Regions from separate parts of the Homo sapiens genome. Here regions 1 and 3 are each linked to region 2. The links are chromatin contacts, found by Hi-C in ENCODE. All regions are on one chromosome and are shown on one strand. The core of a region is the stretch at or near the end of the contact, and the rest is flanking DNA. Distances in the headings are between cores, read along the strand shown.

The links. Hi-C counts contacts between places; a loop is a spot of excess contacts on that map. Pooled maps may share reads with other maps.
Region 1: a loop to region 2 is called in a map of tibial artery, with 25 times the contacts of the local background. The contact joins two enhancer-like sites. A Hi-C loop is called at or near these places in 1 of 168 maps with a recorded cell type or tissue (tibial artery) and 3 of 50 pooled maps.
Region 3: a loop to region 2 is called in a map with no recorded cell type, with 19 times the contacts of the local background. The contact joins two enhancer-like sites. A Hi-C loop is called at or near these places in 9 of 37 single-sample maps with no recorded cell type and 4 of 50 pooled maps.

Annotation. Positions count from the first base shown.
Region 1 is chr21:15,512,836-15,515,690 of GRCh38, reverse strand. No RefSeq gene overlaps it. Among named protein-coding and RNA genes, the nearest start is that of USP25, 220 kb to the left of the region's middle. Within about 2 kb of position 1,375, at least 6 of the 41 ENCODE cell types and tissues checked have a DNase peak (open chromatin) inside an H3K27ac peak, as active enhancers do.
Region 2 is chr21:17,779,426-17,782,125 of GRCh38, reverse strand. All of the region lies in intron 3 of C21orf91-OT1 (C21orf91 overlapping transcript 1), which reads left to right. The region is part of intron 2 of LOC124900465 (a long non-coding RNA gene); the gene reads right to left. Among named protein-coding and RNA genes, the nearest start is that of C21orf91-OT1, 12 kb to the left of the region's middle. RefSeq lists an enhancer at 1,440-1,659. Within about 2 kb of position 1,430, at least 5 of the 41 ENCODE cell types and tissues checked have a DNase peak (open chromatin) inside an H3K27ac peak, as active enhancers do.
Region 3 is chr21:14,876,345-14,879,210 of GRCh38, reverse strand. All of the region lies in intron 1 of ASMER1 (adipocyte associated metabolic related lncRNA 1), which reads left to right. Among named protein-coding and RNA genes, the nearest start is that of ASMER1, 41 kb to the left of the region's middle. RefSeq lists an enhancer at 1,092-1,161. Within about 2 kb of position 1,335, at least 4 of the 41 ENCODE cell types and tissues checked have a DNase peak (open chromatin) inside an H3K27ac peak, as active enhancers do.

The DNA of each region.
Region 1 (2,855 bases), core at 126-2,625, 2.3 Mb after region 2:
TACGGGTAACTCCAAGAGATAAATTGTTGTGTCTGCAGCCCAAGCTAGGAAACAGGTTGCCCATGGTGAGATTTATTGACTTCAACTTTCGTTTTTTAAAGTAACTAAATTAAACTAACATTGACTCTGAGTGTCCTGAGACATTTAAAACAATGTATACGTTTAGGAAAGGATTATTGTTGTGACAATCGTAGTAAATGTGATGGTTTTGGAACTGAATAGTTTCATTGCTCTGGGGCTATCTTTGATAACTCAAGTAAAGAGAATAATATTTGCTGAAAAGTTATAGATAGGAATTTAGTGTCTATGAGAGTTGAGGGAGAGGTAGGAGCCGATTAATAGCATTAGTTTGAGTGGCATAGCCAGGATATTTGAAACATCCTCCTCAGAGTTCTTTTAATACTCTTCAGGCCTGACCTGAACACACAGTACTTGTCCATCTGCAAAAATGCAGATTGTTAATCTTTGCCGAACCCTTTCCAGTTACTGAAGAGAAACGTCCAAAAAGTATAGTGATGCCCCAATTATTTAAACAGATTGAAAATGATTTTGGAATTTAGACTTCCTAATATAATTATTTAAAATGTTAAAACAGATTATAATGTCATAGATAGACTATCAATCACTGTCACGGTCATTATGTTTAAAAAATCCTTATTGTGATAGAGAAGTATAATTAAGTGTTTACAGGTAAAACGTTCCAGTGATTGAGACTTGCTTTAAACATCGGTGTTTGGGGAATACATGAAATGAAACTGTCAAGATATTGGCACATGGGGCTCATTACTTATTGTCTCTACTTTTGAGTAGGTTGGACAAATTCCATAATAAAAATGTGAGGAAGTCAACGGTGATGATATGGATACTAGCACATTTGGGTTCTAGATAGAATGGAAACATTAACTAGTGGATAATCTCACAAGAGATGAATTATTTTGGTATATTGTGCTGTTTACATTTATGAAATAGGGAAATAGCAGCTAAAATGCCTTTCATAAGATCTCAGAGAGTTAGGTGGAGGACGCTGTCTTTCCCAGTGTTGATCAATACGTGTTGAGCAGCCTTACGTGTTGACAGAAGAGTGGACCCTGATCCTGCTAATGTAAATAAAGTCCATTGCAGTCCAGGGAGGAAAATATTCACACAAACAGATAATTACAATACAATGTCATAAATGCAAAGGAAGGCCATAGCATGTTTGAAGTGGTGATAACCACAGGAGCAATAGCATGAAGAACAGGAAATACATGCACTGCTGAAAAAGAAACAAGCAGTTGAGTGTTGCTAGAGTTTCAAGCGTAAGGTAGGAGGAAATGAGAATGATGGAGGCGGGGCAGGCAGAGATCTTTATTCTGCAGATGGTTCAGATAACATCAGAGTCAGGGAAGACAGAAGTCTGTGGCAGTCAACCAGGCGAGAGATGATGAGGACTTGAACTAGATTCAGATTAGTTTGAGTGGAACTTTCATGGGGAGAAGAGTAGGAAGGAAAGAGGATCTCAGATTAGGGTATTTTTGTAATAGTGGGTTACAACAGCATGTTAAGCGTTCCCTGCTTCTCTCTTCCTCCCCTCTCACATCCCCTTTTTTACCCTTTTCTTGTCCCTCTCTTACCTTTCTCTTTCTTTTGTTGCATCTTGGGCAAATATTTAATTAAAACAATTTTAAAAATAGTAATATATGCTAATGGAACAGAACTCAAAATACAAAAGACACATAATTTAAAATGTCTGTCTTCCTTTTCCCTTGCTTCTCAGCTGCCCAGTTCTCCTCCTTCAGTGGAACCAGCTATTGTTCCTTCCAAGGTTCTTGTGTATTGCTTCAAAGGTACTGCATGCACTTGCAATCACACATAACACACTTGCAAAGACTTTCAAAAATAACTTTCATGGAGACTTTGTGTACATACTTGACAAGTTAATTAGCATGCTAGCTGCACTAGATTAAAATTCTATTAATTAATTTGATGGGTCATTTGATTATATAGCTCTAAAAGGAAGCGCGGGCTTTTTCTTGAAGACAACAATGAACTCATCAAGGATATTCACATGAATAATCTTTGGAAAATGAAAAATATTAAATTAAACTATCTGAGCCCATCTTTTTCTAATGGATCTGAAGACTGTTAATCTAATATCTATCCAGAGTATCGATTAATCTTCATAAAACCTCAGTGAATACTCTTTTTTACTGTTAAAAAAATCTGCTCATGCAACAACATATTACCCTGCTGAAAGGTCTCTATCCTAACTGAGCAATAATTGAGACTCTAAATAAATTTGTTTTAGTTTTTTAAAAAATCAAAGAAAAATCCTTAACCTTTCTTCAGTGGTAGGTTGTGGCACATTCACATAGTGAAGCATTCCAGCTTTTATTTTCACCTTATGTACACTGCAGTGAAACTCTTACTGCAATAATTCACGGAAGAGCAGAATATATGATGCTTTCATAAATAAGTATTAGTGCATTAGTCTTGTCCCAGTCCAAGCCAGATTTTCCTGGCTGCTTATTTCCCCAGGTGGCCAGAATAATACAATCCCTGATATAAAAACTCAACGGCTTCAGATACATATCTGATCAGAAGTAACACTTTCATAATGTTTTTGCATTTCTGTTGGCGAAATATGGTGTAGTGTTTATATAACAGCCATAATAAAATAGCCACATGCATGATTAGAACAACTGTGTCTTAATATGTGGTTGTATTTTACTTTATAAAAAGGATTCCTTAGTAAGCACTTGCTCAAGGAGTAAGTCCTTCAAATACAGAAAAATTTAGACTAAAAATAATGATTATGGCATGTTTGAATGCCAGCTTTTTCCTAATATGATTTTCAGTACTTAGAAGCACGTTGA
Region 2 (2,700 bases), core at 181-2,680:
AGACTCACATCTTGCAGGACTACACTGCTTTTCATCAAAGTACGGAAGAAATTTCTATCCCAGATGGACACAGATTAGTCTCATCTCAGATGACAAAGTGAACCAGCATGTGGGATATATAAATATCATAGGAAAGTACTAAAAATGTAGAGCTAGAGGGACCTTCAGGAGTCTTGCAGCTTTTATTTGATTTGATTTGGTTTGGTTTGGTTTTAGCAGAGGTCTTTGTTTTAAAAAAAATCCTTCAAGAATTACAAAATGTGAAATGTATAGGAAATAGAGCTGCTGCTGTTCTGCTCGAAAGACAATGGAGATTATTCGACCGAAGTCCCCATTGTATCCCTCTCAGTGACAATCCCCTAGTTTCTCAAACCTTCTATCATGAGCCTCTGAGGCAGCTATGAGAGACCAGCAGGCCCCTGGTTACCTGCAAAGCACCTTTTACAAACTGCTTGTCTACTCTAATACCTTTAGGTGGCCTAAGTCAGTTAAGAAACTTCCAAACGTTCTATACCTTGTTAGCCACAGAGGCAAAGACAAGCACCAAATCTCGATTCCATTTCCAAAGCTCCCATGACCTGATACCACTTCTTATTTTTATTACACAAGATCTTCTTTCTAATGGAATAGTAAGCTATTTCTCCACAGTCTGCTGGACCACAGAAACAGCCAGGAGAGGACTACACAGTTGGAAAAGAATAGGCAGCACAAGTTTTCTAGGGAATCCAGAAGTAGCTTAGATGTCTTCATCCTGAAAGTCAACCAGAATAGACTATGGGAAGAGTAATAGCAGTAGAACTTGCATAACAAATGCTGCTTTACATCAAAAAGCCAGTTTCAGCAAAATTTGTTTATAGGAAATTTCAAAGCTTACACACGTCTATTGTGATTACCTGGTTGGAGGTGGGGGAAATCGCTTACCCTGCTGCTCCTCACTAGATCTTCAAACTAAAGCAGCTCAAGTTATATATTGTAGTCATATGTTCAAGGGCCTGTGGGTACTGTGTGGCTAGGATTTTCTGGTCAACAGAAGAAAATCACAGCAATGTGTACAAAAGCCCCCAGATGTCCCTTATCATATTAGCATCTCTTGTGCAGAAATATATTTTTTGGCACCATATCCTGGAACCAAAGAGAAGGCTAAGGTAAATGGAATAGCAGATGAGCTCATAAGAAGCCAAATTCCAATCTCATACCTGAACGAATTTGAAATGGAAGCTCACTTAGATACAAAGAATTTTAGAACAAGATCTGAAACTCAGTTAAGTAGCCCTCTTAGTCATTACCACTAACTTGGTGCTCATTACAAGTAAAAGGAGGACTTATCCAATTACCAGTGCTTGGTTTCCTGTTGCGCTAATGAACAGGAAAACAGACTACCGCTACGAAAGAATTCATGCCTCTGAGCAGCCAGCGGCTTAGCCACATGTCTGGGTATGCCGAATTGTTCTGATCAGTCAACTTAGGTAAACTCTCATTACTGGTAGATGCCAGAAATAGCACCAGCAAAATCCCCTAAGAAAACCCCAAAATGAAGTTTATGCTATTCCTTCCTCTTTCCTTTGGAACAATTCCATCCTAGAACTATCAGGTGCAACAAGCAAGGTTAGGGTTAGTCCTCATTCACAGGGGCATAGTGAGGTGTGTTTGAGCTGGAGCAAACCAGGAGGGCCTAGCATGGGGTGGGTGGGGAGGTCTGATGCAGGCTATCAGATCTAGAGTGGGAGGAGGAGGGCACCCATGGGGGCAGTGGGGAGCAGGAGATTGGGGGTGGGGTGCCAGAGCCTCAGTGGGCAGAGGAAACATCAGCAGGGGGAAAGGTTATTAAACAAAAATGAGGCAGATGTCTCAATTAGTAGAGGTTTATTAAGCCAAAGTTTGAGGACGACCCAGGAAAAACACAAGTCACAGGAGCATCTGTAACCTGGGCTTTCCGAAGAGGGTTTGGGGAACTCATTACTTAAGGGGAAAAAGCAAGCAGTGGGGGAAAGGGAAGGAGGGTAGGCAGTGAAACAAATAGTTACATCCTTGTGAGGCTGTAACTAGCACTAAAGGAATCTATGTTTTACATAAAAGAAGGTGAACACTTGAAAAGAGAAAGGAAAGAGACAATTATGCATCCATCTCAAGAGTAGGCGCAGGAGTGGTTCGTGTCTTGTACTTGTTCTGTACCTTGGAAGATAAGCTCGTAATTGACATGGTCAGGGTGAGATTTAACAGAACTCGGTTTTAGGAGTTAAACTTAGGTGGCAGGACCAAGGTTACAATTGGCATGTGTTGCTTTTATAGGGGAATATGTATCCTGAAAGATTTTGGAGCTAACAAGGAATTTCCTTGAGAGCAATCTGTGAAGGGGGCCATCTGGGGATGTATATGGCCTTTTGCCGTGTTGGGAACCTGGCTTACATACAATGTTATGACATAGGATTGTGAAATGACAGCTATCTGTTTCAGGAAGAAGGAAGGCAATATTTGCATGACTCAGTTCCCAGGCTTAACTTTCCTTTTGGCGTAGTGAGTTTGAGGTCCCAAGATTCTGATTTCTTTTACAGGGACAAAGTGGCAACACAGGGTTGGTTATATAGGAAGGAATTTAAATAAGTAAATATATTAAGAAATTGAGCAGTTCGGTTTCTCATTCCTCAAAGAGTTACAAATATGAAAGAAGAGAACCAGAATGAACCCTGTGAGTCTGGTTGC
Region 3 (2,866 bases), core at 86-2,585, 2.9 Mb after region 2:
TAAACAAGTGAAAGCATTTCCAATAAGTACACATTGAAAAAAACGGACACATGGGTTGCATGAAATAACAGCTTCATGTGATCATCTCAGGGAGTTTTCCTAAGCATGCTGATTGGATTGGGTTAGTATTCGGTCAATGGCTTTTCCATACTTTTAAAGTTTGCCATCATTACTTCAAGAAAGTGAGTCTTGTCACTATCATTAAATACTTATTTGGAGCTCTGTAGCTATTTATTTCACTTCTTGTTTGAGCTTTAACACTGTGAAGATCTCAGATATTTTCCATTCATTATTCATATGAGGTTCATTGGATATATTCATCCATTTCTTTATTTTCTCTGCATCTGATATGGTTTGGTTTTGTCCCCACCCAAATCTCATATTAAATTCCCACGTGTTGTGGTGGGTCGGGGGGACCTGGTGGGAGGTCTTTCCCATGCTGTTCTCATGATAGTAAATAAGTCTCACGAGATCCGATGGTTTTATAAGAGGAAGTTTCCCTGCCCAAGCATTTTTTTTTTTTTGCCTGTGCCATCCATATGAGACATGCCTATCACCTTCCACCATGATTGTGAGGCTTCCCCAGCCAAGTGGAACTGTAAGTCCACTAAACCTCTTTCTTTTGTAAATTGCCCAGTCTCAGATATGTCTTTATCAGCAGCAAAACGGACTAATACAGCATCCTCTACCATTTTCAGCAAACTCCTTTTTATTCTGTAGTACTTTATATCTCTGATTTAAATCACATTTGCTGTTCTTGAATTCCTGTTTGAGCAAAACAAATAAACAAACATAAATGGCGTAGAATTAGTTGAAGAAATTGCCTTAAGGTAAGGCTCCAAATCTGACTATTTTAAAATATCTTAGGTTTATCTCTTTTAGATATGCCAATCTCAGGGCAGAGGTAGGTGAGGAAAGAGCTTATATGACTGCCCCTTCTCTGAGATTCAAAAAACGAGAAAATAAATTCTGTTGTTCAATTCTAAGACAAGTGGAAAAGATCAAAGACTTTATTACAGTTTTTTTATTTTTATTGAGCAGATTCACTTGGAACTTTGGCTTGCATGTGGAATGTTTACCTTTTAATAAGTGATCTGTTTAAATGTGGATCAGAGAACAAGGGTTTCTGTTTTACAGTTCAACTTTTGACCTTGGGGGATGAATGGGTGGAGGCTAAGAGGAAAAGTCCACTGTGTTTCTGCTGAACTTTTTACCCTTAAGAAAAAAATGAGCAAGTTTAAAGTTCACACAGTGCACAAGAGGTCTCCGCTGGGGATTTCTCGTATTATTAACTTCCTGACCTCAGATAATTAAAAAGGAAGAGCAGAGCCACCTCAGACTGTGACTCAACTTTGAACTTTTAACCTCCCAAGTAAAGTATTTAAATTGTAAATGGTAGACCCTGGAAGCTTTCTTATTGCTATTAAATTCCTTCATCCTTGGTCACAAAGTTATAATCTAGGCCAAAAGCATAGCCTGATCTTTCCTTTTTATTTACTTAACCTCTTTTAACAGAAAGGACTGAGAACACTATTTACCTAGAAATGACAGGTATTCTGGTGAAAGAAGTTAAGCTTAAAGGGTCACTGAATTTTGGAGCTGGAAGCAACCATAGATTATCTGTCCACTTCCCTCAGTGTGGAAAGAGAATACTGAGAACCAATTGGTTGAGTGACTTCCTTAAGGTCAGATAGTTAACAGGAGAACAAAAGAGCATCTCTAATTCATTAGCTGTATTTGTTTCAGTAGAAGAAGGATTAAAGCACGATTGGGGTTAAGGAATATTTCCCTATATTGCATAAGGGTCTAGAGGATCTGTGGCTTCTTTTTCTTTTTTTACATTAAAATTCATGAAGTAAAAAAAATCACTAGATAGGGATCAGGAGATCTGGGTCCTAAGTAGTGGCCCCTTCGCCCTTATTTATTGTGGAACCTTAGGAACTCATTTAACTTTTCCAAGCTGTGATTTGCTTTGTTGTAAAATGAAATACAGTTGGGAGGAGGTAATAAGCATCTGAGACCCCTTTCTGTTATAACGTATTTTGGTTCAATGGTATTCTTGCCTTAAGAATTCTCACTGCAATTTATGTTTAAACCTGAGCAGATATACAATTATAGGCAACATCTGTTTTTTTTTCTTTTTTTTTTTTTTAATACAAGATAAGGCTAGATGGCTGTGGTTTTAGGGTAATTGGTTATATCATGCTGAGCTTGACATCGATGGTAAGGTTCTCCTTATGTTAAAACAAAAATCCCAAAGGAAGCTGGGAATATAATGTAAGGAGGAGTGAGGGACAGAAAAAGGAAGAACAAAAGAAGCCAGACAAAGAAGAAGGAAGAAGAAGGGATGATCAGGAGAAAAGGCATCAGAAAGGAGGGTGACGGGGATGGTGGCCCCTCAGTTGGATAGGGACTCAGTCAAAGCTTGTCATACTGACAAAGCCAATGAGGACATTGTGAATCTGCCAGAGTCACATGCTGTTAATACCAAGGCTTGGATAGGCAGCTCCCACTGGCACTGGTACAACACACAGCATGCGGGACAGCCAGTGATCGGTGGGGCCCACTCTTCCCTCCTGCTGTTTGCTAACACCTTTATTGCCTCCAGTTAGTTACTCACACCACTCTCATTCCCATCTGTCGAGGAGCGTTCCCTTCCAACATTCTGTCCTCCTTCTCATATACGAGAAAAAGACCCTCCCAGTGTGACTGCAAACTGCAGAATGATACTGAGCTCTGAAATCAGGCAAGTTTGGAGTGGGGTTAGCAGTGATTTTCTTGTTTCCTAGTCCTAAGGAGTAAGCAGGTTGGAACTACAGGATGCTACTCGGGACCCTTCTGCAGACACAGCTGGAGGAAAAGGAGA